Regions from separate parts of the Homo sapiens genome. Here region 2 is linked to region 1. Evidence: read pairs that join two places in POLR2A ChIA-PET (ENCODE). Cell type or tissue: PC-9. All regions are shown on one strand.

Region 1 (2,500 bases):
TTCAGTGAACATGGAAAATGACTGTTGTAAATAACATGTTATATTTTAACTCCTCAGTCCTCAGTTTCCTCATCTGTAAAATGGTAATGCTGAGAGTGACCTCACAGAGTTGTTGTGAGGATTGAGTAACATCTGCAAAACTCTGCCCAGTGTTCGGCCCACAATCAAGTGCATGTCAGCCATTGTCATTAAGTATCTGCCTTTCTGTATCACTCTCCAGTCTCTTCATGCATGATCCACTGCCTCCCAGCTAGACAGGAAGGGTTTGGGTGGCATTATATTTCTTATCCTAAATCTTTAAACTCCCATCTCCCCACAGCTCCCATTACAGTGTCTGGCATATAGTGGGTTCTCAACAAATATTTGTCAGTTGAGTCATGGATATTGCAGTTGATCATGGACTCTTTTTCTTCTGCAGTCCATGAAATTGTGTCACCCGTTGTCCTAGTTTCTGTTTGCTCCTTATATATAGAATCCTACCTTTATTTCTAAGCACATTCTGACTTTTTTTAAAGTTCTTGAAATTTGATCTTTTGATCTACCTACATACAATATAAAGGAAGAGAAGAGACAAAAATCAAGTTCTTCTGTGGTTTTTAAATTTTACTTTGAGCCAACCCAATAAGGGCTTCTCCTCTTAAACTGTATGTTATTGGAAGAATCTTTTGGTTTCACTTTATTTATATTCTCTATTTATGAAAAGAGGAAAAAAACACATTCTGTATATCCTTGGAGTGCAACAGCTTTTTTATAAGACTAAAGAGGTAAACATCAATAAAGATCAACTACATAACGTATATTCAATAGCAGAAGAACACTAAGAGGATTACATTCTCTTCCTCTATTAGGTTAATTTTACATTAAAAATAAATCTCTAAGATGAATTTTGTAATTTACCAAGTGGTAAAATAAACAACTTGATTAAATTTTAAAATACACATAATAAATATTGCAGTTAATATTAAATAACAAAAGTGTTTTATTATTTAACATATACTTTAGAAAATAAATAGAAATAAAATGGTACAGTCACACTGGAATACAATTTGGCAGTTTCTTTAAAACTAAACATGCACATACCATATGCTATGGTTTGAATGTATCCACCAAATTCCATGTATTGGAAACGTAATCCCCAAGTTTATATGATGATTAGAAGTGGGACTTGGGGAGATGATTAGGATGAGATAAGCTCATCAGGATGGGGCTCTCATGATGGGACTGGTGGCTTTATAAGAACAGGATGAGAAACCTGGGCTACCATACACACATGCTCTTGCCCTCTTGCTATGTGATGCTTTCCACCATGTTGTGACACAGCAAGCAGGCCCTCACCAGATGCCAGTGATATGATCTTGGACTTCTCAGCCTCCAGAACTAGAGGAAACAAATTTCTTTTCTTTATAAATTACCCAGTCTTAGGTATTCTGTTATAGCAACAGAAAACAAACTAACACACCATACAGCTCAGCAATTGCACTTTTGGACATTTATCTCAGAGAAATGAAAACTCATGTTCACACAAGAACCTGTACATGAATATTCATAGCAGCTTTACTCATAACATCCAAAACCTGTAAACAACCCAGACATCCTTCAGTGGATGAATGGTTAAACGAACTGTGGTACATCCATACCATGGAATACTACTCAGCAATAAAAAGAACAAACTATTGATACATGCAACAAGATAGATAATGCATGGATCTAACAGGAATCATGCTGAGTGAAAAATGCCAATATCGAAAGGGTACATAAAGTGTGACACCATTTATTGTAACATTCTTAACATAACAAAATTATAGAAATGGAGAACAGATTAACAGTTGCCAGATTAGTGTTTAGGGAGTGGGGACTTGACTATTAAAGGATAGCATGAGGGAGCCTTGTGTGGATGAAACAGTTTTGTATCTTGATTATGGTCATGGTTATACTAATCTACACATGTGATAATATTGCATAGGACTATGTACACACACACACACACATGCACAATTAAGGACATATAAAACTGGTAAAATCTGAATAAGCTCTGTGTGTTTTACCGTTGTCCATTTTTTGGTTTTGATGTTGAGCTACAGTTATGCAAGATGATACAAATGGAGGAAGCCGGATAAAGGGTACTCGGGACATCCCTGTCTACACATTTTTTGTAACTTCTCATGAATCTATAATTATTCACAATAGTTATAATAATTATAATTATTTCAAAGCAAAAACAAAAAATAATAAATAGAAGCTCTGCACAAAATATATTTCCATTGCACACAATAGTGTTTTTTCAAGAGACATATATAAAAAGGGAGCCCTATGGAAGTACAAATGATGTATAGAGAGTGAGCACTGAGGGACCTTTAGATTCAAAAAAGTAATCCAAAGGACTTCCTCTTTGACTTAGCTTCTTAACACAGATGAAGTGGATTTTATCATAAAAAGTATGCTCTCTAAAATAATATTAAACTTTAACTCCAAATGTTGTTATTAATCTTTTAAAAATCAA
Region 2 (2,500 bases), 230 kb before region 1:
ACAAATGGCTAATCAGAGGGTTACTTTCAATAAGGACTTGGAAGGTGAGGGCTGTTTTAGGTATCCTTGGACTGGGTGCCTCTGACTAAGGAATTGAAGCTTGTCTGAAGCACATGGGAAAACACTTACTTATTAGTTAAAATAAATAACAGTAAACTGACTTAGCCAAAATAAAATAAATCATGGAAAACTGATTGACTGTACTGAGCTTAAAGAGGATAAACATACAGCAGTACTCAGTGTCAAGGACACATCTGCCAGCCTGCTTCTGAGGATCTGATCTATGCTTCTCATGGGGAGAACCTTAGGTAGCACAGACCTACCACTAATGAAAGTCTTCAGATGGGTCCTCAGGCATGCTCCACAATAGCACTGAACTCACAGAACATACACTAAGGGGCTTATCCCCTCTGACTAGCAGTTGTAACTCAAGATTTGATTGTATGTATGGCCACATGTGGCAGGAAGAGAGGCCAAGACTTGGCATGAGACCTACCCACTACAATGGGACAGGCTTTGAAGAACTAACCTAGGTGCAGAGAATAATGCCAGTGGAAGAGCCAAATGGGAGTCATTATTAAGAGATACAGTAGCCCCAGTTACAATCCAGGCAACAACTGGCCAGGGGGTTTCCAATCATAAGTATTGGGAGTTTGAAGATGGGTTCATGGCTGGCTCCAACAAGAAAGAGTCAAAGTGAAGGTCCCTACCGTCATGACTGAGTTCAGGGCTGGGATATGGACAAGACATATTGGAACTGCCAATTGGCAGCAGGAGAAAGAAGCCAAAAACAGGTGGGATTGGGGCTGGGGAAAGTGACCTTTCTTTCTGAGGCACTGGCCTCTTCAGAGAATGGCAGCAGTGGAACACCCTGTGCCTGTGTAGGAAGGACCTAAAGATGGAGTGGGAGGCACAGAGTCAGTGGACACAGTCACTAGACGCCCAGAAAGTCAGGGGGATAGGAAATGAGGTGGAGCTGATCCTCACAGAATTCCACACTAGAACATAGTAAATTCCACTGGGAGGATGAATGGCATGAGGTTCCTAGACCAGAGAGCACTTGGGGGGGTGTTGAAGCAGCTCTGGAGTTTGGAGTAATCACCTTGGGAGAGAGAGAGAATCATCCATAGTGATTTGTTCCTATTCAAATAGGGGGAAGAGGGCCTTCGAGCTAAGCATCTGAGGAGGTGGCTGGGAGCTCTTGTGTGGGGATGGTGTTGGTGTGTGTGTGAGAAGGCAGCTTTGATATAGTTGGGAACTGGTGCCAGGATGTGAAGACACCTAGAGAGTGAGGCTGTAAAATCAAAGTTTGTTTTGTGAGTTCTGAAAGAGGAAAGCACCAGAAGATCATTCGAGTGTCTAGTCCTGGTCAACAGGGGCATTGCAGTGGAGTCTGAGGCACTCTCCCCAGGCCTGGGAGAGGAGGTGGGAGTGCCCTTGACCCAGGTATGGGAGACGATAGGGAGTCCTTGTTCTGTGTGGAGACTTAGATAGACTACTGGGTTAGTAGAGATCTGACTCATCCCTCTCTAATAAAGCGTGGATCCAGTGACTTTGGGTGGGGTCGCATGTGTTGAAAACTGAGAAGAACCTGGCCCCATCTGACATCAGTCTGGGTGGTGATGGGGAACTCAGGACCAGAGTTCGTCACTTAGGGTGTGGCTAGAGAGCTAGAGTTAGGGCCCTGACAACTTCAGGAAATAAGACAACAAAGGAAATAAATGGATACTTTTATAATGACATAAGATTTCTAGCTTGTAATAATGTGATAAGTGAAATGATAACCCCATACTATAGAGGGAGACTGGGCCAAGAGAAAATTAACAGAATTTGGTGACTGAGTTGCTGCCTCCTTATCTTGCTTCATTCAGAGAAGTAAAGATAAGACCAAACTACCCAAAGGGAACCTGGAAATCTCCCTGCTAAAAGAATTCTTGCGTGCATATTTCTACAATTTTAAAATTAATTTGGGTTCACAAGTTTCCTTTTTAAAATGCTAGTACCCCAAGGAAGTATTCTTGCTTTAAGTAAATAACCTTAAGTGGGGTCTCACTCCTCCTAAAACCTGCAAGAGAGAAGCTGCATGAAGAAAATATGAAAGCTGGTTGAGCTGTAGGAATAGGAAATGGTGTGTTAATATTAGGATACACTTTGAGTGAGGGGAGTAGGGATTTTTGGTCGTTCAGAGGGTAGCTTAGGGCACCACTCTCTCCCTGGCACGGGGGAAGCAGGAAGAAAGAAGGGAACATCTCACGTGTTCTCTCAGCTCCAGCATTCTGGATGGTGCCCCCTCCCACCCCCCTCCTGCTGACTTTTGGCTAGGCTTCCTCCTACTAATCCTTTAAAATTCCATTTAACCTTCACCTCCTTCCCAGATTTGCTCAAGCAGAGTTAGCAGCTCTGTTCTTTGGGCTCTCACTGTTGTTTATACACATATTTTGTTTTCATCTGTTTATAGCTACATTTCTCCTACAGACCATCAATTCCTCAAAAGTAGAGA

The links. Peaks named below come from ENCODE experiments on the same cell type or tissue, not always from the same donor. Only the 100,000 strongest peaks of a DNase experiment are listed, where the experiment ranks them.
Region 2: POLR2A ChIA-PET joins it to region 1 with 5 read pairs; 5 of 35 experiments call an interaction of 5 or more read pairs at or near these places.

What each region holds. Positions count from the first base shown.
Region 1 is chr5:115,322,057-115,324,556 of GRCh38, reverse strand. The region is part of intron 2 of LOC105379129 (a long non-coding RNA gene); the gene reads right to left. Among named protein-coding and RNA genes, the nearest start is that of CCDC112, 27 kb to the right of the region's middle. In PC-9, no CTCF peak of the experiment used is centred here; no DNase peak of the experiment used is centred here.
Region 2 is chr5:115,550,680-115,553,179 of GRCh38, reverse strand. No RefSeq gene overlaps it. Among named protein-coding and RNA genes, the nearest start is that of FEM1C, 7.2 kb to the right of the region's middle. In PC-9, no CTCF peak of the experiment used is centred here; a DNase peak (open chromatin) is centred at 1,522; H3K27ac peaks cover 289 bases.